Regions from separate parts of the Homo sapiens genome. Here regions 1 and 2 are each linked to region 3. Evidence: chromatin loops called from intact Hi-C (ENCODE). Cell type or tissue: PC-3. All regions are shown on one strand. Links, peaks and the distances in the headings refer to the core of each region. The heading gives the core; the rest is flanking DNA.

The links. Hi-C counts contacts between places; a loop is a spot of excess contacts. Peaks named below come from ENCODE experiments on the same cell type or tissue, not always from the same donor. Only the 100,000 strongest peaks of a DNase experiment are listed, where the experiment ranks them.
Region 1: it touches region 3 in a loop (3-fold over the local background); 6 of 110 quality-filtered maps call a loop at or near these places.
Region 2: it touches region 3 in a loop (3-fold over the local background); 2 of 110 quality-filtered maps call a loop at or near these places.

Annotation. Positions count from the first base shown.
Region 1 is chr2:165,559,154-165,567,399 of GRCh38, forward strand. All of the region lies in intron 3 of CSRNP3 (cysteine and serine rich nuclear protein 3), which reads left to right. Among named protein-coding and RNA genes, the nearest start is that of CSRNP3, 94 kb to the left of the region's middle. In PC-3, for the core only: a CTCF peak has its summit at 4,886; no DNase peak of the experiment used is centred there.
Region 2 is chr2:165,011,770-165,020,015 of GRCh38, forward strand. No RefSeq gene overlaps it. Among named protein-coding and RNA genes, the nearest start is that of SLC38A11, 60 kb to the left of the region's middle. In PC-3, for the core only: CTCF peaks have their summits at 3,453 (motif pointing right), 3,656, 5,235 and 5,434; a DNase peak (open chromatin) is centred at 3,472.
Region 3 is chr2:165,774,381-165,782,950 of GRCh38, forward strand. The region is part of intron 1 of GALNT3 (polypeptide N-acetylgalactosaminyltransferase 3); the gene reads right to left. Among named protein-coding and RNA genes, the nearest start is that of GALNT3, 16 kb to the right of the region's middle. In PC-3, for the core only: CTCF peaks have their summits at 4,858 (motif pointing left) and 5,059; DNase peaks (open chromatin) are centred at 3,391 and 3,971; H3K4me3 peaks cover 2,027 bases; H3K27ac peaks cover 3,019 bases.

The DNA of each region.
Region 1 (8,246 bases), core at 1-8,000, 220 kb before region 3:
AATATAGGAGTTTTTATTTCTTCTGACTATTTTCATTATATTCAAAATTTTGGTTCATTGCTACTTTGCCACTTTTGTTAATAAATCTCTCTGGTACTAGAAAAAGAGCTTGGTCTGTGAAGGTGAGAAATACAAATAATACAGTCTCTCAACTGTTGATCTCTACTGCTGAAAGTGTCCCCTTTAAGATCACTTGTTCTACATGGTGTAATACTCCTCATAGATAAAGGCTAAGTGAAATAGGATATGGTCTTCAGTTGAACAAGCTTTTTACTATCTTAATTTTTAGCTTTCTAACTGATAAAACTTTAAATACACTAGACCAAGATAAATGCTAGGAAACTGATATTTTTTAAAAAATGAACAAAAAATAATTTATTAATAGACTTTATAGAAGGAGTCCCAGAGTCATTCACAAGTAAAAGAAAAGGGATGTGTAATGAAACTAATAGTGGTGCTAATGAGGAAAATCAAGCTCTATTTGTCACCATTTAGCTTTGACACATTAGAATGTAAAATAATACAATTAAGACAAGAGATCTATAAAAACAAATATTAAATGTATTGTGCACTTTAAGTATCTTCCTATTCTATTTGTCCCATATTATGAAATTACTCTGAATGTAATATTTTTCTTTCTTTCTTTTTTTTTTTTTTTTTTTTTGAGATGGAGTCTCACTCTGTCGCCCAGGCTGGAGTGCAGTGGCACGATCTCGGCTCACTGCAAGCTCTGCCTCCTGGGTTCATGCCATTCTCCTGTCTCAGCCTCCTGAGTAGCTGGGACTACAGGCGCCCGCCACCAAGCCCGACTAATTTTTTGCATTTTTAGTAGAGACGGGGTTTCACCAAGTTAGCCAGGATGGTCTCGATCTCCTGACCTTGTGATCCACCCACCTTGGCCTCCCAAAGTGTTGGGATTACAGACGTGAGCCAATATTTTTCTTAAACTGACAGATCATTTTGTACTCCTTATCCAAAGACAAAGATTACAATTAGGTTCTATTGCTTTCCTTAGGGAGCTCACAATGTTCTATTATTTTACCTGGAAATTTTCCCCTTGTTATATGGTGGAATGATGGACTTCTTTCCTAAAAATGTTTATTGAATGGGAATATCAATGTAAATAGTATAGATATAGCCATCCCTAGAAGCAGAAGAAATTACTCAGTGACTTTTGTAAAGCCGTTTTGAAAATTACCCATGTCATTAGCCTGTGTAGGAAGAGAATTGATTAGTTACTACCTTTTGCTAGCAATCACCTCAACCACAACTTTTATAACTATCATGAACAATCCTTATTCATCTTTCTCTTTTCCTGCATCCTCTTCTGTCGTGATACTCTGTAGCTAACCCAAGCTTTACACTATCTTTTCTCTCTGCCCTTAAGCCATCTGGTTCCCACTGAGTGAGTCTCTCTATTCCCTACAGCCATCTTATCTACTCTGATAGAGTCCACCTAAACCACAGGAAGCATAACTGCAGTTTTGTAGCATTTGCTACCAAATGGAGTTTGAGTTATTCAAATCATTCTGTTTTAGGTAGGAAGCAAAGCAGTTCAGTAATCAGGTGTACTCTCTAAAAGCAAAGCTCAAAATATCTATGTATAATTTTGTTAACTGCTCGATCAGATGTGAAATGCAGATCCTTATGGTAAACCAGACTTTTTCCGTTTATGTACTTGGCTTGCAGATCTAATCTTTTAGTGGTATGTCTTTAATCGCTTTAAACTGTTTGTTTCACTAGTGTTCATGATGTGATTTGGCTCAGTGGAGCTTACATTTGAGAAGCAAAAAAATGCTATTACTTTTATATTTAGTGATAGCTGTCCACTTTTGCATAGTGGATTTAGGGCCAGAAAACATGCCTTTAAATACTATCTGTCTTACATACAAAAGGAAGTACTTTAATTCCTTATATTAGTTAGTAAGGACTACTACTTGTCAAATTCTGCCTTTGAATAAAATTTAAATTTTTCTGCAGTTAAATAATAAAAAGTCAGAATACTTGAGTTGAAAAGAGCATTAGTTTAAACTAGGAAAGTGGCCACTTGAAATCTTTATGCCTTACATTTGCCGTCAGTAAAACTGGATAAAGTTACAAGTAAGTGGTCCTTCTACCTTTGATGTCTACCTAAAGATGAAAGCAAATGTTTAAAACTTCTCAGGAGAAAATTCGAGTCCATCAAAGGTTGAATATATTCAAGTTAGGACACACGAACCCCCTAAAAGACCATATGAAATTGAGCTCAAAAAATGAGAATGGTTGATTTTTTTTTCTCTTCTTCAAGAGTAATTTCTTACTTTTTCAATTCAGTAATGATTCTTCTGTTTGTTCTGGTTTCTTGATATTCTACAAAAAGTCATTTTAACATTGGTAATTTATTCACTGAATCCAAAATGGACTGCTCATTTGGATTGTATTCTCTCTGCAAATATTACATTTACTCCCTCTTCAGTGAATTTAATGCCAATGTTTACAAAATTGCTGCAATACAGTCCACATTGTAATTTCTTTTGTCTTAGGAAATTCTCCACAACAAGCTGAAATTTTAATATTTGCTACCCCACAGTATGTTCTTTCTCTTAAACGGAAAGAATAGACAGTTGTGATAGGCAAAAAGCCAGTAAGGAATTTCTATTTTGTAAGCTCTTTTTCTTTCTGGTCTGTTTGTTGTAGGTTTAACTGGGATGGGCAGGGGATTCTCATTATTAATCAATGTCTTAATAAGTATTTATTATGTTAAATACTAATAAAGTCCAGTGAAATTAATTCTGAATGAATATACATGAAAATTCCTTTTATATGTAATATTAATTAACACATGAACATTTTATTCTAACTTCGATTTTTATTTAACACATGCCCATGAGTTGACAGAAAGCTTTTGTTGACAGAAGTAGTATTATGTATTTGCTGATGTGTTGATCCAAAATGTAAAAATGTTTACAAAGGGCCATTAGAAAAGCCCGAACACCCCCTGATGTACAAGTGTCCCTATTTTAAAAGAAATCTACCTGTGACTCCAAAGAGACTATGTTAGATAACTGTGTGCAAAATCACAGAACTGGTCTTGGACAGACATGGAGAAAGGTTGAAGCACATCTCTTCTGCATTTGAAAGAAAAAGAGGGAAAGGAGAAAAGTCATTGACAATGGGGATGATAATGATGATTGGTGCTTGAGAGAAGGGCCCAAGAAGTTTTATCAGTAGGAGAAATTTTTAACAAGGCTGAAAATGTGTTACCAGCTGTGGAACAGCTGCAACTGGGGAAAAATTGCAAAACATTTTGTCTGATCCAATTCTCATAACCCTGTTGTTGGGGGAGAAAAAGTGTATGCAGTATCTCCAGCTTTTCATCTGGTTCATTTAGACAAGCTTGAAAAACACAAACTGGAAGTAAGTGTTAAACAATAATTCTGTCCTCTGAGCAATTTGAATCTTACCAGCACATTCTAAAGATAGCTGTCTCAAAGCTTGTGTCCACTTTATGTCTATATTCTAAAAGCACTTTCACAAAAACTTTTTCAATAGTGTTGAGCATTTCTCATGGTAAAGGTTTGTGGTGGACTCTAAAGATATAAATATGAATAAGACAAGGCCTTTGTTCTTGAGATTGTAGTTTATTAATATCTTTCTAGAAATACAAACACAGTAATAAGGCATAGTGTCATAAAATTTATAGTAGAGTAATAAAGAGACATGAAAGAGAGTGAAAGGGACAAGTTTTTTCACTCCATGTAAAAGGATATGGGAAGAGGCTCTAAAGAGGGGGCGCTTTAGAGCTGAGCCTTCAAGAGGGTGGGAGAGTTAACCTGATGAAGGAGAGAAGACAGTGTGAGAAGTCAGAGGATGATATGAACATTACTGCTGTGCTATAGACTGAAAATGTGCTTCTATACCAGACTCTCCTATTTGTAGCCAAAGATTTATTGGGCAATACAAATTAAAACTACCTCTCAAATTGTTGCCTGGGAAACACTATGTAATGACTGGTTCTCTTTTAGTACACAATTGTTAAAACAAACTAAATATGGCTGAGAAGGACCCCATACTTCTATATGTGAATCCTGGTGGAGGAGTGGATGGACTGTAACCTAGCTTAATAGTCAGACAAAATTGAAAACCTAACTTAGGAGTATGCACCTGTAACGATAACTGAGTCTTGGGCAACCCAGTGGCCATACTTCAATCACTAATAGACTGCTAAGTGTTCAAACTGTGTTCAAATAAGGTAAACGCCAACCTGTAACCAACCCAGCTGTTTCTGTACCTCATTTCCCTTTTTTTGTCTATAAATCTTATCCCACCATGTGGCTGCACTGGAGTCTCTGTGAATTTGCTGTGATTCTGGGGGCTGCCCAATTCGCGAATCATTCATTGCTCAATTAAACTCCTTTAAATTTAATTTGGCTGAAGTTTTTCTTTTATCACAATTAATAACCATAACAAAATTCAGTGACAATATGCTTAGGTTCAGAAAACTTCAGCACCAGGTCTCTCTGGGATAGCAAGAAAGCACGAGTTCAGCTGCTAGACTTTTGTCTTCCAGGCACTCTCTGAGCATAACAGAGACATAGTATTAAGACACTAATATTTTTCCAATTAGACACATGTGCCACAGGCCTTCTCTGATGTTTCTGCTGTTAAATTTCATGTGAAACTACATAATGCCCAGCTACAAATTTTTGTAGCTTCTGAAGATCTTCCTCCAACTTAAACAAGTACCACATCCCTGTAGTGCCCTTGTAATTTTTCATGAAAATAAAATCTCCCCCGCTCCCCCCAGACAAGTAAACTAATTTATCATCATGCAGGGTTTGGCAGCTGGCTCTGTGGTGTCACTCCCTGACACCTAAATGTGCCACCTCTAATCACCCCTTTTGGTCTATCGCCACCTAGGGAAAGAATGGAAATAGTTACGTGAACCCCCTTGTGGTACCTGGGAAGCAAATTTAGAAGAGCAGCATAGTGTGTGATTTCTTACAGAAAATTTTCAAAGAAATCTGTTCATCAATCAAAGCAATCAAGTCTTTAGGGATCCTAGTATGGTATCAAGTTTCAAATTCAGCCTATGGGTGGAGAGTGGTAGCAAAGATCAATTTCCTTGATATCTAAAAGCTTAAACATAACAGCAGTTGCAATTATTTAAACAATATTCTGTTAAAAAAATGCTTTTCTTCTTATTAAAATAACTTTAATACAACTAATTCCATCACAATAATAATTCTAATATTAAATTTGGCATTGTATTAATAACAGATAGATGGAAAATATAGAAAAAGCCAAAGTAGAAAATTAGAATGACCTATTTTGTAATTCTAAGAGATTTTATAATTTTGATTGCATTTTTCCTATTATTTTATGTTCATGTATATTTAAAACACTGAGATCACAGTGTGCATATTGTTTTATACTAGCACACAATCCCTTAAATTTTTTATATTTCTCCCTAGTCTTTTTCTATACCTATTAGGTGTCATCGTATTTGTTTGTATTTCTGGCCAATTTTTTCACTAATTATTATTTTGTAAACATTCTTATTGTTTTTACAAAATCATAATGACTGATTTTAATCGCTATCTGATATCCTACTATATATAGGAAATATGTATATATCCTACTATATATAAATATCTGTTAAATGTATTTGGGTGATTTAAAGCTTTAATTATTATAAATGTGGTTTCTTAAAATTTTTTTGTATTTAAAACTGCATTCTTCTTGTTGCTACCTGGTTCCACAGTGGCCATAGAATATAGTAAATTGGAGTGATGTAGCCATAGGCTTCCTAGGGCAAATAAATATTGTATAAATATGATGCAATGAATATATAGAGACAACTTTAAAGCACCTCACTGTGAGTGACTGGGAAACAGTAGCAGTATAACGCTCAATTTTGTCTCAGCTATCATAATTGCATGTTCCATAGGTAATCATCAGTAATTAAAGAGGCAAAGATGCAAATCATGCTATGGCCTACAAAGAGTAGTGGTTGCTGTAGTACCCACGGTTGTCAGCGAAAGTTATCAGGGGCCATAATATTCCAATAAAATGTGTTTATACTTCTCTCTGTTCTTAATACCACATACTTGGCTATTCACATAAGAAAGTCTTAGAATATCTAAGTAGAGTTTATTGAGACTGTTATCAAAATAACTTGTTTTTACTAGTTTGTTTACAAGGCTAAGGGCTTTTCTTGAATGAAATGTTGATGTTCTAAACTAATAAAGGTGTGAAAAGAATATCTGTCCTTTAGCAAGACCATGAGAATTAAGTGCCACTACCTTCTAATATGAAGGAACACGTGTACTATAACAACATGTGTATATAACAATCATACCCCAGTGTAAGAAGGCTGTATAATTCCCTTCCTTCCATAAATAAAAAACAGAGCCAAATATGTTTGGATCATGGTTTCATGTAATAGTGCTCTTTGATAAAAATAGACCTGAATAATGAATACTAAATAGGAAGCTGACTATATGAACAAGAAAGAAAATGCATGCCTCATATCAAGGAAGCCAGCCACTAGCATTAATAGCAAGCCATGGAATTAAGCTCATTAAAACATTTGCCTAAAGGAGAAATCTAATTTATTTCTTGTATTTATTCATGTTGTATGATTAATAGAAAGCATGGAGGTGGATTTCCTGATCAGGAGCATGATTTTAATCTGCACAGAATACTTTTATATAGTTTTCTTACATGAGCATTACAATTAAGTTCAATTGATGGTATTCAAGATTTGAACTTTTATTGTAAACAAAATAAGCACTCTTTGTTCTTTCTTAACCTTTAATCGGGCCACTGAGGGAAATTCTGTGCTTTTAAAAGTTAACTGTGACAGACAGAATCGTCTATCTGGGTTCATAGACAAAATCTATGAATCTCCCATCTTCCAAACCCTCTGTCAAATTCATTCTTTTAAGAGTCTCCTGAGTTATTTAATAAAACTCAGTCGTAATCAAACCAGTCAAATACCTTGTATGACTACAGACAGACTCTAAGATGCGTTTCAAACATTCCAGCATTACAAATGCACAATCCTATCGAGATAAAAAAAAATCTTAGCATTTTCAGAGGGATTTTTAGTTTCCTTCACACATACATTAGTCATGCCTCAATATCTGTGTACATTCTAGCCCTTCTGCCTAGAATACCCTTATTTTCCATAAAAGAACTCCTACTCATTCCTGAAGATTTATTTCCCATGTCAACTCTGCTGCAAAGCCCACCATGACTACCTTAGATAAGATGTCACAGTAGAGCCATAATGGGTTAAAACCACAGTACCTGGGTTGGATTACAGTCTCTATCTCGTGATGCCTCAATGGTTTCATCTGTAAAATGGAGATAGTAAAAGTAGCTACCTCATAGGCTTGTTGTGATGGTTTTACAAGTTAATTAATACATGCAGAGCCCTTTGGATTTTGTAAATTCTTGATAACTATTAGCTATTTTTAGATAGTATTGTGCACACCACCACATCCAACTAATTTTTAAATTTTTTTTTGTGGAGACGGGCTCATTGCATTGCCCAGGCTGTATATTCTTATATATTCTTCAATTATAGAACCGTTTCATTATGCTGTAACGTCTCTTTATATCTATCCCTGCCTCTAGATGGAGAGCCACTTAGCTTGCAGACTGCCATCTCCCTAACGTATCAGAACAATGAACTTGGTTCCAAGAGTATAGAACTCAGTGAATGTAAAATGGATGAATGTATGAATTAATGCATAAATCAATAAATGAACCCAGATGAATAATATGCCAAAGTTGTTTCTGTATATCTCTGTGATACAAATAAACATATGCTCATTCTATTAGCCAAGTATTTGTGGATTTGTATTGGTGAAATAAAATATAGAAAACTCTTTTTCTTATGCCTTGACCCCAAAAGCAGTGTCATAACCCTTTTACTTATGGTGCAACCAATAATAGGATTGATGGAAAAACCATCAGTCCTGTTTCCTTTTAAACCTGCTCAGTTCATATTTGACTTTAGCATATGCTATTTTACTCCATGTTTTATTTTGTCACAGGTTAGACATCTAATTCAGCATAAGAAGAAATCATTACAGTCAACATTTATGGTCACTAAGAAATAAATGTATCTTTTGTGTTCTCTGAGAGAAGGTTTGCTTCATTTATTCTTTTCTCTCGATAAATGCTGTTTTCTAATGCCTTTGTAATGATAGAGACTTAAGGATGGGGAAAAAATCTGGATACTTTCTTCTCTGTGT
Region 2 (8,246 bases), core at 1-8,000, 760 kb before region 3:
TTCCTTAGAGCCTAATCTAAAAGCAGATTTCTTTCCTGTTAGGTAATACTGTGGGACTATCTGTATAATCACCATCAAACATCACTCCTTAGCAAGGAGTTGAGAGTATTGTGGTTTCACCATGTCATGTCCAATAGTCTAAAGGTGGAAATAGGATTTCCTCAATAAGGACAAAATGGCTCAGGGCCAAAATGAAAGCATCACTCAGCACTTTTTTTTTTTTTTTACTTTTATAGTCAATGCAAAGAAAAAAATGCTAAATTCTAGGACCATTACCCTATGGAAACCATCTCTACAATATAAAATGCCTATTCAATCAGAATCATTAAAAAAATATGGAATCAGAAACTAGAGGAAAAATGAGAGTTTCATAGACAATTCCCCTTCTAGTGCAAGTGAAAACCCTGGGGCCCAGAGGGGAAGTGACTTGCCTAAGGTCAAACAATTTATTAGAACCAAACTACGACTAAACTCAATTTAATTCTTCTGACTCTCAAAGAGGAAACATACTCAAAAGATGCATGGAGTGAATTAGGCAATATGCATTGAACATTCCTATAGAAATATGGCTGTGAGGTTTAAAACAATGATGTTGCAGAAGTAATTTCTTGTAGACTTCTTGTTTTGTTTTCTGTTTTCCTATCTTTGTGACTATTGCAAAATATTACATGTATTCTTATGCATGTGTAATACAAAAGGTGCTCTTCTGGCTGGGCGTGGTGGCTTATGCCTGTAATCCCAGCACTTTGGGAGACCGAGGCAGGCGGATCACGAGGTCAGGAGATCGAGACCATCTTGGCTAACATGGTGAAACCCTGTCTCTACTAAAAATACAAAAAATTAGCCGGGCGTGATGGCGGGCGCCTGTAGTCCCAGCTACTCGGGAGGCTGAGGCAGGAGAATGGTGTGAACCCGGGAGGCGGAGCTTGCAGTGAGCCGAGCTCATGCCACTGCACTCCAGCCTCGGCAAGAGAGCGAGACTCTGTCTCAAAAAAAATAAATAAAATAAAAAATAAAAATAAAAAAAGGTATTCTTCTAGGTTCTCTTATATATAACAAACAATAGAAATGTGGTGACTGTCTTTGAAGGCTTTGGGCAAAGCCATGGGAAATTCAATTCCAATATAAATTAATACATGAAATGAACCAAATGGGTGGTTCAGGACTTCTCTATGTATGAGGAGTCATCAGTGTAACTTATAAAAGAAATAAGAAAATAAGTGAATCTTGAAGATTGATGATATGTCATGACATACGTGTCATCAGCTCAGGGAAGTAAGGATGTATAAAGAAAAAAAAGTTTGCCTAAACAGGAACAGAAGATGAAGGAATTTAGATGACTCCAAACCTCAGCTAAGTCCACATATTCCATTTTGGCCTGTTTCTAACTCATTATTCAGTGCTTCTTCTTCAGTATCCTTCTCTGTAGTCACTGAAGATGTTTAAGTGGAGATATGACATTATTAAATTAATTCTTGATGATGTTTTATTTATCAAACTGTGCTGAATGTTGTGGATTTGATTTGATTTGGAAGAGAGTCCAGATGGAAGGTGAGCAGATAAGAGGTGAAGAAAATAGTCTAAACCCAAAATATTCAGGGCAGTGGGAATGAAGACATTGTAAAGAATCAATAGACGCCATCACACAGGAATGCTCTGGACTGCCAAGCACAGCATCTCTGAGACTCTGGTCATCTGTACCCCTTTTTTCCTCTGACTGCAATAGTAGACTCTTCCTACTCCAATCAAAGACTTATCTCTCCTATGTTCTGAATGTCATCCTTTCTCACTTGCTCAAGAATATTATTACACTTTGAATCTTTTCTCTAACCTCTATGCTGACTTTCTCCCTCATTGTGGACCCTTTAAATATTCTGAAATCTCTGCCATTTTAAAAACAAAAGTTAAGCTTTTTGAAAGAAGTATCTAGGCTTGCTGCTTACAGCTCTTCAGTTATATACAATCAAACATTTTGCATTTCATGATTTTTTTTACCTTTTTTTAATTATACTTTAGGTTCTGGGATACATGTGCAGAATGTGCAGGCTTGTTACATAGGTATACATGTGCCATGGTGGTTTGCTGCATCCATCAACCTGTCATCTGCATTAGGTATTACTTCTCCTAATGCTATCCCTCCCCTAACCCCCCCACCCCCTGACAGGCCCCAGTGTGTGATGTTCCCCTTCCTGTGTCCATGTGTTCTCACTGTTCAACTCCCACTTATGAGTGAGAACATGCAGTGTTTGGTTTTCTCTTCTTGTGTTAGTTTGCTGAGAATGATGGTTTTTTAAATAAATCAGAAAATTACTCTGTTCTGGTTTTTACTTTCACTTCCTCCACACAACTATGCCTGCTAAGGTCACCAATGCTGTCCAGATCAATAAGTCAGATGGTTCTATCCTGACTTGCCTGACCTTTGAATGGCTTTCAGTACAGTTTGCTACCCATTCTGTTTAGAAACTTTCTTCTTCTGACTTCTATAATACTATGTTCTCTTCATTTTCCTCATTCTTGAGTCCTAGTCATGCTTTTTTTCTTAATCAACCCTATTTTCCCCCAAATCCATCTTTATATAACCACTTTAGCTACCATCTCTTTAGCCATAGGTAACAAATTTGCATCTCCAGCCACATCACTGTGTTTCAGCTCTAGATATGCACATCCATTTGTTTAACCAATGAATATACAACATCTTATAGGACTTCACATGCAACATGCTCAAAACAACTGAGCTCATGATTTTTTTCCTCAAAGTTTCTTCCTCTCAACTATTTCAACCAACAAAACCACCACCTGCCTATTTTTTCATGTTAGAAACCTGGGCAATCACGGATCTTCCTCAACACTTTCCTTCTCTATTCCCCAATTTCCAATCAATCACAGAATGAAGCTGGGTTTGCTTCCTAAATATCTTAAAACTGGATCTTAAACTCATTTCTGCTGCTACCACCTTAGTCTAAAAAGACTTCCATTTCTCATTTGAGCTATTGCGATTGCTTCCTAATGCTTTGCTAACTAAACAGCCTCTCTTCCACCTACAATCCATGTTCTTCATGACAGCTGCACTGTTACCTTAAAAGACCATAACACCACCAGTAATTAAGATAACTTGGATATAATTTGATTTGTGACTAGTTGCTATTTCCCATCCTTTTCCCATTTCCAGATAGGAGTGAACTAAAGTTCTTATGCTTTGCTGGGAGATTGAGGGTAGGGGGGCAAAGAGGGGAAGGCAAGCCCCATTGAGGAAACTTCAGAAATTTCTGTCTTGGGAAATGGATGAGGAAGTTCTATTCCACCAGTGTTCTTCCAGTCCAATTTCCCTACATAGTACCAACAAAACAAGAGATCCCCAGTATTGCTACTATGATCTTGGAAATCCCAGCCACAGAGCCCAGAATCATCCCTACCAATCTACCAATATTTAACCTGGAATGAACAGTTGCCACTAGGTGGCGCCAGGCTGAAGCCAGCACGCAGACCCTGACTGGCAGGAATTTGGACAGCTCTTCTGGACTCCCATAACTCACAACCTGTTGTTCTTGTAGGCTCATCCAGGTCACTTAGTTAACCTCACCATAACCAAACACTACATTTAATGGTAGTGAAAAATTCTGGACTACACCTACTGTGTTCGGAAAGAATTTTACTGTATTTTATAAACTCAAATCAGAATGTGTCACTTCCCTGTTAAAACTCTTCCATGGCTTTCTTTGCTGTTAGGATAAAATCTCATCACTTGGACCCTAAGACATAATTTTAACCTTGAATACTTATGGAAACAGGCAGTTTGCATGAACGAATGATCCACCTGCTCATAAAACTATAGAATATGATGAGGCCTGTGGTATATGTATTTCCTGTTACAAGACATTCAAATTCAATTAAGAATGAAACAGAACAAATTATAAATATTTTAACAAGGGAAAGAAAAACTTTGTCTAGCACTCCACTCTGGCCAATTCTTTATGCTCCCTGCCCATATGGCAGTTTTATGATAATGTCAAGTTCCTTCTTACCTCAGCATTTTAGAACAGACCATTCCCTCTGCCTGGAATGCTTTCCTCTTCCTTTTTATTAGTTACCAATTTCTTGTCTTATAGACATTGGTCTAAAATCACTTCATCATGGAAGCCTATCCTTTTTGTACTCTTGCCCTGAATTAGATTCCATTTCGCTGTTATAGCACACTTACCCTCTTAGCCTTTGTTCAAAGTTATGATTACTTATGAAATATCTCTCTGTTCCTTTGCATTCATCCATCAAGTCACACATGCTGTAAATCTGTATTAAGCCTCTACTTTTCCAGGAACCTCCAATGTATTGTAAATTCATGGCAAGGTTCCCAGCATTGACTAGCTGGAAAGTGAATATGGAGGAAAGAGAAAAAAAGATTAGAAAATAACTTTTGAGTGGTAAGCCTGGAAAAATGATGAGACTATAGAGAATATAGGAAAATCAGGATGGAAGCAGGTTTCAGGACAGAAGGAAATATCTTTTTATTTTCAAATTGTGAGGAGACATTCAAAGTTTGTTGAATGTATAAGAGGCTGAGAAGCCATTTGCAAATTGTCTATAGAAGTGTGAGTATGAAGCTGTGAGACTACTTAGTGACTACAATCTCGAAGGCATGGAAAAGAATTTTTTAAAAAAGAAAGGATTGGCATATTTGAAGGGCAGTCTGGAAAAGTTAGCTCAAAAATGGAAATTTTCTTCTATATTTTGTATGAAATACAAGTTGGTTTTTTAAGCTTACTTTTAAAGGAAGTAGGTATATTTAGCTTCAGTAAACAAGGAAGGTTAGATGAAGTCCCTGATGTGCATCATTCCACTAGCAAGAGAATGGTGTAACACTTCTAAGGTGAAAAAAATGTAGCAAGGTTTAGTTCTTGGCTGAGCAATATTGTTCTGTAATTGTACAAGTTGGAGACTTAATTAGCCAATTAAATCCTGCTTCTCCATCCTTCCTCTTTCTAAATATACATTTTGAGCTCTCTTCTGATGTTGAAAAAACTCTCCTGTCTTTGAAACAAGTCCTGAAAATATTATTCAGTAGAAACCCATCTGCACAGTGATTGAGTCACAACAAATCCAGATTCCTGGAATCTGTGAGAAAGGCTTGTGCTCATCACGCCATCTCTCCCTTTTCATAGTTCTACGTTGAGGTCGTCCTGAGTTTGTTTTTAAGGTATTTTCTGCGCTGCTACACACTGTCATTTCACGTGAGGGCAGCAGAGAGGCAGCGTAGAAGCCCCTGAATAGCAAATCAGAAGAGCCCGAAGCTCAAATTTTGGGCGTAGTGTTTTCAGAACACCTCTTCAAAAATTAAATCACACGTTGTTTGTATCTCCTTAAACAATCCTAGTCTATTGATTTGCCTACTCTGTTCTTTTAAAAAAAGAATCAGACCTGTATCTAAAAATAGGTAAGAACATGTGAATACAGACTTTTGCAAGAGTTGTATCTGGTTTGCCCAGAATACGTTTTCTAATTTTTCTTCGGTCGTTACAATTTGACAACAGATTTGTTTAGTAATCACGTTATTATATTGTCCTATATACTTAAGAATTATTGTTTTGAGCGTAGTCCAAGCCCTGATGCCATTTTGAAACATACGGAAGCACATTTTGATTAAATGCAGTTTGAATAAAACACTGATGAAATAACAATAGCTTTTGTATCATATTTGTGAACGGTCTTTGGCTGTATCCTAGGTGGCAATAAAAAGGTAGTGAGTCAATTTGGATATTGTGAAAAAATTATTACTATTGAATTACAGCATAGAAAGTAACATATTCCCTAGGCTTCAGGCTCCCTGTCACTTAGCACTGCCTTTGTTCTCTCTGCCCAGAATGTTATTTTCCCTACCATCATCCCAGGCCACTTTCCAGCCACGCCCATCCTTTTGCAAGACTGACTTCTGTGGGTACTGCAGGTCTCAGGGTACAGGTGCCATCTCTGGGCAGCCTTCTCCACTGCTTCTCGATTTTCTTGGCCATTCTGTGCTTCTCCTGTTTACTCCTATGGTCCTCTGTAGGCTCCTATGGGAACTATGTCTTGTTCCTAATTTTGTCTCTAGTACTTAGTACTATGTGCTTAGTAGAAGCCCGTTAAAAAACAAACAATAAATACTTAGAATCTTTATCAAGATGGTGGGAGTGGGGAATAGGAGGAGCAGAGAACTATTCAAACTGTGAAAAAGAGGTTAAAAGAGGATTTGCCACCCTGCCTATTTTAGCGTAGGGGTAGGAGTTTAACATTTGAGGCAATAGCAAAGATGATGGACATCAGTGCTTCTCAGCAAACATTTGACAATCTCAGGTAAGACCAGATAGATCTTAGGTCTATAGCTAGTCAGCTAGTCAGTCATATGACTCAATACTGGTGACAGCTAGGGGCTTAAAGGAAATAAAAACACGTTTGTGAAAATGCTTTGTGTAGGGCTAAGCACAGAGAGGAGTGAGCATCGAATGTCTGCTGAAAAACAAAAGAAGCTTAGACTTTATCGTGATCTTAGCAAAATTCTTTTCCTATAGCTTTCTGGTCGTTAAGGTGACTCCCTCAAGGGCATCAGTCTGCACTGGAAATCATTGCAGTGTGGTAGAGAGAGGGAGAGGGAGCTCTTTATAGAGAGGACTCAGCTCGCCTTCGCCTTCTTAGCATCTTGTTGCTAGGCAATAGCTCCTCTGGTGGAAGCTCATCTCCATTTTTAAAGATGGAGTGAAGTCTTGCCGAGGGAAATGCAGTTTGTACAAACTGGGCCATGTGCAAACAGTATTTTGCTCTAGTCCTGAAAACTGCTTTTCCCTATAAGGGAGACAAATCAGTCCTACTTAAATCCTGTCACTTAACAACCAGATAATATAACTCCTCTCTTTCTCTCTCTTTTCTGTAAAGCATAGACTTCCTTTTTAATCTTATTGATTTATTTTTACCTTTCCAACTATATGTCTTTCCAAATTGATTTAATGAGATTCAGCAGGGCATTGCTTGTAATAGTATTTCCCTAGACTGCTGAATTAATTTCCATTTAAAAAATTACTTTGGATCTGCAGCTCTGTCCGGCACCTAGCGTATTGCTCTTACTGCATTTTACATAATGATAAAATATAATGAGTGGTCAGTAAGAAGGGCCAATATTTAATGAATATAGTTTTTTTTAAACAAAGTGTAGATAGGTCATACTGTTTGTATATATCTGAAAAACCTATACATAATTTGCTAGACTCTAAGCTTTCAAAAACCAATATAGAATAATTATCTTTCTCAGAACTGCAAAATGTCCTTTAGACACTAAGAGCTTTGTGTATTTAATCTTTTAACCTTTTAAATTGTTGGTCAATTTAGACAGCAAAATTGGCAATTCACTTTTATTTTCTCATCTTGTAATAATGTCACAGATTTTTGGAAGCTAGTGACTAAATTCATATAGCCATGTTGTATCAGTCTCTTTTTAATTCTGAAAGTCTTGAATGTATAAATAACTTGAGAAATGTACAGATACCTTACTATGGAGTTTAAAAATTCTGTTCTAATTATTATTGTATGATTTACATAGTAGATCCCTGAATTTATAACAATGTGTTTTTTTTTTTTTTCAAATTTAATTCTGGAGAAGGTCTGACACATGATTGCCACTTCTATTAGTCCATGTTGTGTTGCTGTAAAGGAATATCTGAGGCTGAGTAACTTATAAATCAAAGAGCTTTATTTTGGCTCATGGTTCTTCAGACTGTACAAGAAGCATGGCACCAGCATCTGCTTCTGATAAGGTCTCAGGAAGCTTCCAGTCATGGTGGAAGGCGAAGTGGAGCAGGCATGTCACATGGCAAGAGAGGGAGCAAGAGAGAGAGAAGAGGAGTGCCACACTTTTAAATGGCCAGCTCTTGTGTGAAGTAATAGAGGAGAACTCACTCATTAATGTGGGCAGGGCACCACACCATTTATGAGGGTTCCACCCCCAGGATCGAAACACCTCCCACTAGGCCTCACCTCCAACATTGGAGATTACATTTCAACATGAGATTTAGAGGGGACAAATATCCAAAATAGGCCAGGTGCAGTGGCTCACGCCTATAGTCCCAGCAGTTTGGGAGACTGAGGTGAAAATATCACTTGAGCCCAGGAGGATCACGTAGTGAGCCAAGATCATGCCACTGCACTCCAGCCTGGGCGACAGAGCGAGACTCTGTCGCCAAAAAAAAAAAAAAAAAAAAAAAAAAAAATTAACCAGGTGTGGTGGC
Region 3 (8,570 bases), core at 349-8,348:
ACAGAACTAGATTCTTCTACAGTAGTGATAGTTTTCCCAAAACATTTTATGTCAGAAATCATACTTGTGGATAGGGTGGGAATTGAAAAGAAGGATAGAATTAATGACGCAGATAGAAGATAGTTCTTTTTAGAATAAATCATAAACTAGAGGAATTGTTCATCAGAATGACAGTAATCCTATCATTGTGAGTGCATGTGTATCTATGTAAAGACCCATTCAATTAGTAGGTTTTAGTTTGGGATGCTTCTGATAAAGGAGTCAAGGAAAGCTCATGAGAGACATGGATAGCATCTTATTCATGGCTGTTTTTCTGGCCCTTACCACAATGTTGATAACATAGTAGGCACCCAGAAAAATTTATTGACTGGAAAAAGGAAGAAAGAGGACCAAGATTTCATCAGAAACAACAACAAAAACAAAACTTAACTTGTGTTAAATGTTGACTAGGTCTCTGGTATTAAATAACATTTAATACATAAGTTCTCATTCTCCCAGCAATATTGTGAAGTATTCTTCTTCTTCTCTCTTTTTTTTTTTTTTTTTTTTTTGTAGAGATGAGGTCTCACTATGCTGCCCAGCCAGGCTGATCTTGAACTCCCAAACTCAAGGGATCCTCCTGTCTCAGCCTCCCAACGTGCTGGGATTACAGCCATGAGCTACTGCGCCTAGCCTTTGTAATTCCAATTTTACTGACAGACAGGGAGAGTCAAAGAGATTAAGTGGCTTGGCCATGCCAGTTCAGTTTAAGACCAGCATTTTTCTAACTCTGTTCAAACTCAAGTTCAATGTAAAATCCTGAGCTTTTAACTGAAATTATCTAAAATAAAATGTTTAAGAGTCAAGAACTGATATCCTAAATAAAAGGCGATAAGAAAAAAAACTGAGGAAAAACCATAAAAACTACAAATAGCTTCCTATCATTGGGTAATATTTTACAAATAAATGATTTTTAAAAACTTTTCAAAGCACCATTTCAGTAATAAAGATTGAAAATAAGATTGTAGATCTTAAAATGGAAGATTAAGAGGTTGAGAACCTTACAGAGGCAGAGCCTAGAAGTAGGAAGATGATGTTTTGATCTTTTCAGACTATTTCTGAAGGGATTAATCTTCTCTTATCAACCCTGATCACTTAAAGATTCCAACATTGATGGGATTTTCATTATGACTTTTCTGTACTTTGCTGTTAATGTGCAATATTAGGCTTCCATTAATGCTGAATGACACTCAACACTAAGCATCTCCATCAGCTGTCTTCAATTCTGGATATACATTAGTGAAAAGCTCTTAAAAAAATAAAGTGCCTTAGGCTTCACCTCTGATTTAATTGATGTGGGGGCAGGGCATATACTCTGCTTTTGTTGTTACTTTAAGCTCTCCAGATAATTCTAACAAGCAGCAAGGGTTAAGAATTACTTGTCTAGATCACAATATTTTGGGCAAATCAAAACTAGCATCTGATAAGGGTTGTATCTGTCCAAAGGCAACCACATTACTAATTTCTAATAAGCCAAAGATGGGTGTTTCAAAATAGATTCTTGATGTAAATGAATAGAAGTTATTTAGACATGGAGATACACGATAAAATCCAAGGCAAGAATGACCCACAGTTTTCCAAAAAGACTCAGGGATTTACGCTGATATAAATGAGGCACTGAGGTTTTACTGCAAATTATGTTTCTGTAAAATAATTTTATAAATATTTTATTCCAATCATAAAAATGGGAAAATTGATACCTGAACAATAAAAGACATAAGCCAAAAGATACACAATAAATAAATGAGTAAAATGAAACCAGGATTTTTAATGCCTTTTTCCGGGAATAATGCCATGTTCCTTGTCAGTACTACCTGCCAAATTGGAAGCCCTACGTAAAAACAGCTCGTGAAACAAAACAAATCTCTCCTACAGTCAACTTCCAGTTGGACTCAGAAGTTTGAGAATTGATAAGAAAAAAATCAGCACAACAGCAAACTCAGGATATAACATGTCATATTTGCACATTAGAAATGATTAGCAGATAAAGGGTTTGTTCTTCTTGTACTCTTTCTAAAACCTTTAAACACACCTATCCAAGATGGCTATTTGCTAATTACCAAAGATCAGATTCACAGAGGAAGAGAAGTCAAAAATCATGAAATAGTTTTTAAAAACTAAAAAAAAAGAAAAAAAAGAAAAGAAAAATTCAGAGATCTTCTAAATTCTAAATTCTTATGAATTCCTAAGAGTGAAATTCAGAGACCTGGTTTTAAAAAGTTATTAATCTGTAACCTGGTATATATGTAGCCATTGCAAAAAGTCATTAATAAAAATATTCATAAAGTGAAAAGCTAAAGCAATATACACAATTTTAACTGGTTGTGACACTCGCTATGTTAAAATCAATGGATTATTCTCAGGGGTAAAAATATGCTTCCATCTGAAATCTTACAAATTTAAAATAATCTAACTAACAAGTGGTAGCTTCCAGTTATCTAGACTACAGCTTCTCAAACTTTAAAGTGACTATGAATCACCTGGGGATCTTGTTTAAACACAAATTGAGAAGGGAAAATATCAAGGTAAGATCCATCATGATTGTCCCTCTAGGTGAAGAAGCATAGGTTGCAGAAATATTAGTTGTTCATTTAACCTAAAAATTCCAACTGTAGCAATTTTCTGAAGTAGTGGAAAGCAGAACATTATAATTTTACATGAAAGTAACATTTAATGAAATAAGAAGATAGTGGTTCCTCTCACTTCTTGTTTCCATGTTTGTGACAATAAACCATTACAACTCCAGAAGTTTAAAGTCTGGTTCCTGATGAATTTAATTGCTGTGATGTCTAATTTGGTATACAAAACTTCCTTACTACTGAGTTAAGGCATGCTGTAAAGAGTTAGGGGTAACCACACTAAGCAGAAAAAAAACAAAATTACATCCCAATATCCTAATATAGATTATAGATTAAGAAAAGTACACTATTGTGAATTATTATAAAACTCATTGGATCTTTGCCACACATTATCTATCATCTGTATTTCCTAATTGAATTCAAAACAAAACAAAGAAAAACAAAATTTAAAGACCTTGCCCTGATAATAAACCTTTAAGTGCTTGGGTAGAAGTTTTATTATGTGCCCCTCATCTACTGGTTAAAGTGTTAGGGAACAGAGGAGTGGCAGAAAGTCATTTCTGCTTGCATTTATTGGTGGGTCAAATCTCATGGTGTTTTGCTGCTGTAGTTTGTTAGTTTTGATTATGTTTAAGTTCATGTTTACATTCTTGGCAGCATTTCTTCTGAGCAGGAAGTGGCATGTGGATGTATGACAAGAGACAAACACTGATGCAAAGCAAACTGCATGAAGACAGCCACATTCTGTCTCAGAGGGGGCAGCAGTAGACATACCTCAAAGATCTCAGCTAAAGGCAAAGTAGAGTTACTCTGGGTGGCTGGGCAATGCCACCAGTGGATGACTAAACTACTTGCAATTGTTATAAACTAAGAACAGCTTTCTGAACCAAGATATCTGCAGGCTGTGAGACAAAAAGCTCAGTGACAGAGTTAACCATCAGCAACCGTGAGGCACAGGTTTCAATACTGAGAAGGACAGGGTCAGACATCCAACTTCTCAGCTACCCCTGGTCAGGTAGACATCTCCCTCATCGTCATCTCTGAATGTGAAAGGTTGCTGATAGAATCTTGATTTGTGAGCTAGCCAACTCTATCTTGACAGTTTGACACAAACAAGTAATTATGATACTACATTATCTGTCAAGGGAGTCACAAACTCAGGGGCTCACATGCTCTTTCCTGCCACATCTACACCTGTGAATGACTTTTACATTACATATGAAAGATATGCATTGATTACTTATGGCATACTACAGAGTAGAGGAATTCTGAGGAGTGATTTAGGTGGATCCAGAGATTATTCATGTAACTGGTATTCCCTGCCCCCCAGGTAGAGGCACTGCATTTTAAAACATTTGTCCATCTATTTACCTTGTAAACATAGTTGTTGGCTTTTGGATTAGTAAGGAGATAGAAACCACATGCTAATTTGAACAGAGAAAGTTTAATACAATCTGGTATTAAAAGAGGATTGGAGTAACAGGAAATTGCCTAGTGGGAGTTAAGGAGAATTCTAAAGAATACAGGAGTTGTAAATACAGTATAAGGGGCAACCACTCCCCCTATGGCTGAAATAAGTGTTCAAGGAAGGGCTCTCCTCTCACCAGGGCTGAGATCCAGAGATGTCTATGGAGATGCCCTAGCTTTGACTACCTGGTAAAAAGTCATAGAAGTACTTCATTCATGGGACTTACCAGAAATCTGCCCCTGAAGTTCCAGAAGAGGCCATTCACAGCCGGGGGACAGAACCCTAGAACTAGCTAGGTGCTGAGGAAAACTGCTGGCTGCTGAGGGAATCTGGAATCACAGAGGTTGTCCCCTGCAGGAGTTTAGTGAACTTTCATGTGCCACACAGGTAACAACGGCTCTGGGCTGGCTGCCTGGGACAAAGGTTGGGCAGCTGGCTCCCTAGACACCCAGTCTTGTGGGGCCCCGAGTTTGGCATGTGTGGATCTGAGGAGAGAGTTTGGGGAGCAGTGACTTAGGTGACAGAGCAGGTCCATGGTGTCTGTGTCTCAAGGGTACACCACTGCTGCCTAAATCAAGCTCTAAAGAAAGTGCAGTGTGTGGGGAACACCAACTCTAGAAAAAGCTGTGTTCTGCAGATACCTAGTACTGGAGAAAATCATACTGGGGAGTGAGCAGTGGAGGAAAACTATGCTCAAAAGGAGCTTAGCCAGTGAGCATCACAGAAACCAGAAAGAGAAGCCTCAGCCACTTCAGTGTCCCTCCAGTGCCCTCTACTGACAAGGCTTAACATTGTACGAGCCAGCAAAAAAGAAATTTACAAGGCCCAGCTCCATTATTACAGAGCAGGCTAATACAGTAAATTTGGAACTAAGAGACAGTAAACTGATAAGCAGCAAAGTCTACACTTTTCACTACTCAGCTTCCACATGCACCCTCTCCCACACACTGAAACTCCTGTACAATAACAACACAATTCTATATTTCACCTAACAAAGTCTAACTGTCCTTCTTTATAAGTGAAGAAGTTCTATCTCCTCAAAAACGAGAGACATAGAGTCCTAACAGCTATTGTAGTCATTGCTGTGACTCTGAGTTACTCCTTAAATTCTGTCACAGTCCCACTAAATATTCTGTTACCTAAATTGGAAAGTTGATCTCCAACGGCTTCTATTTAACATTTTTAAAATGAAAATGAGAGAAGAAAATTGTTAACATATACAAAAAAAACCTAGATATAAGAGGCAAAGAAAAAATGTGCATTGAACCTGAGAAAGCTGATTGAAAAAAAATTTTTAAAGAAAAAATACGCAAACCTACAATAATCCTCACTTACATAATTGGCTGCGAGGCCATAATGAATATCTATGGCTTCTTTCTTACACTAACTACTACTCTGTATTCACCATGCCCTTAAGCATTCTAGGAGTCCACAGATGTTGGTGATGTCAAGGAAGGGCAAATCCATATGTAGAATACTTGTCTATTCTAGTGAGGAGAAGTCTCTGCCCCCTCAATGAAGGAAGAAATCCAGTATAATGAACCTGCCACCCAGAGGCTGGCTGATCCCCGCAGGGGCTCAATGCTGGATTCTGCAGATTAGGAACTCAGCAGCAGCGCTATCCCAGTCAACTTTACAAAGGGGAAGCCATGTTGCTGAGCCCATGCATACACAGCTCCAGTCTTGCCACCAAGACTCCTGTTTATGGGCCCACTGAGACAGCTGGAGAGATAGGCTGACTGACATGCAGAATGTGTCATTTTGTCCACTTGATTATTAAGAGCCTCCTCTGCAATGGATGTGCTTTTGTGGGCACTCAGAGGGGATACAAATTCTTTCAGGGTCTTTTCATTTTGAAAGGTTCATTCACATACCTCTTCCTCAAACTAACTACCTTGTCACCAATCTTCCAATCCTGTTCCTTCCAACTCTGACCATAAAAACCATTAACAACTACCCATCGATGACCAATATAGATCTGTATTTCTAGGCATGTCTCATTCCCAACATGGTGGACAACCATATTTACTGTTCAAATCTCTGCCTACAGAAAAGTTTTCCTTATCCAGTATTATTCACAGTTACTCACGAGTAGGGCTATAGTGCTACACAGTCATTAATCTTGGGTAGTACTAGTGTTTTGTTCAGATTCATCTGCAAATCAGGTTTGAGGGGTTTTTTTGTTGTTGTTGTTGTTGTTGTTGTTGTTGTTTTTTCTTCTAACAAATGGACTAAGGGAATCGCCAAGAAGCCACAGGCATGAGTTGAAAGAGACAAGGCAATGCCATTAGAGTTGCTACCAAAGAAGTCTGAGTCCCTGGTTCATGCAACTTATTTGTCCTATCCAGATCTGCTCTAGTTCTGTCTCATGTACTATTTCCACTCAATGATATATTGCTGTTGTACATCGCTAACCTTATGGAAAGATAGGTCAGATTTTACCCAGATAATGATGGGAAACTTGGTCCACATGATAACCTGACACTCCATAATTATGCATTCAATATCTACCTAGTAGCAAGTCAGAAGGTGTTTATCAAAAAGTAAACAGTTATCTGAAGAAAATATTTATTTCAAAACCCTAGATGTCTGTATTGTGATTCTGCTATTGGCACTTTCCAGAGGCTCCATAGAGCATTCCTCTTTGGCACAGATACCAAGAGAGTCGTTGAGTTTGCTAGATCATAAAGCTGAAGTGGTAGCATAGCCTGTACTGCTGGGCTTGCTGCAGAGCCTTCTTCTACTTTGATCATCATTAAAAACTGGCAGCCTTATGAGTTACTCTGTAAACAGGTTGAGGTAGCATATTCAAATGTTGTAAATGTTGCCCCCAAATTCAAAAATGACTATTGAGGCTGGGTGCAGTGGCTCATGCCTGTAATTACAGCACTACTGAGGTAGGCGAATTGCTTGAGCCCAGGAGTGCAAGACCAGCCTGGGTAATATGGCAAAACCCCATCTCCACAAAAAAAATACATAAATTAGCCGGGTGTGGTGGAGCTCACCTATGGTCCCAGTTACTCAAGAGGCTGAGGTAAGAACATTGCTTGAGCCCAGGAGGCAGAGGTTGCAGTGACCCCCAGATCCCACCACTGCGTTCCATCCTGGGCAACAGAATGATACTCCCTCTCAAAAAAGAAAAAAAAAAAAAGCCTATCGAGCATAGTGGCTACTGAATGCCCAGAAGTTTTGCTGAATTTTTGTGGGGCTGATTTATCACCTTCTAATTCTTATATGCTCTACAAGGATATCTAAAGTATTTGCTACTTTCTTCTCATCAGAGACAATCAGCATATTATCATCAATGTAGTGGATCAGTGTGATGACTTGTGAAATGTTACGATGATTAAGATTAAGAATTGATCTAGCCCTGAGGCAAGACTGTGAAGCCATATTGTTGGCTCTGCTAGATAAAAACAAATTGTTTTTGGTGGTCCTTGTAAATTGGCAGAAAAAGATATTAACTAAGTCAATAGCTACATACCAAATGCCAGGGGCCATGTGGTTTGATAAAGATATTACATCTGGGTCAGCAACTACATTTGGAGTCACCCAATAATTAAGTTTAGGGGAGTCTACAGCCATTCTCTAAGATCCATTTAACTTCTGCCGAGGCAAAATAAGTGAGCTAAGTGGGGATGTGATAGATATCACAAGTCTTATTTCAAATCTTTGATAGTGACATCAATCTTGAGAGTTTCCTCAGGGATATGTTATTACTTCTGATTTACTATCTTTGAAGAAAGGGGAAATTCTAAAGCCTTCTACTCAGCTCTCCTATCACATGGTCCTCTCTCTATGGGTTAGCAGGGGTGTCCAATCTTTGGGTTTCCCTGGGCCACATTAGAAGAAGAAGGATTGTCTTGGGCCACACATAAAACACACTAACACGATAGCTGATGAGCTGGGGGAAAAAAAAGAATTACAAAAAAAAAAAAAATCTCATAATGTTTTAAGACAGTTTACAAATTTGCGTTGGGCCACATTCAAAGCCATCCAGGGTCGCATGTGGCCCATGGGCCACAGGTTAAACAAGCTTGGTTTAGAGAGTCAATATAGAGATTCTGCCAGTTACCCAGTATGTCTATTCCAATTATTCATTAAAGAACTGGGGAAATAAGCACAGGCTAGATCTGCTGACCCCCTGGACCCACTATGAGTACAACTGGAGCTAAGACTCCATTTGTTACCTGAGCACTTTTAAGTCTCCACTTTGAACAGTTGGCCACAGTATTTTTGGGTCCCCCTAGGAATTAGTATGAAAGGTCTGATTATTTCCTTTTCCCCAAAGCATAGTCTCTGGTAAATGGCTACAGGTCCCTTTGGGGAAAAGCTCTGGGAGTGTGAATTGACTTAGGTCTGAAAACTGAGTGAGATGCTGTGACTCTTGATTGCAGCAACTAAAGTTAACTTTTTTGCTACCAGAGCTAGAGATTTTCCTATTATATAGATGAAGGGATGCTATAGTACTGCTTACGTATTTC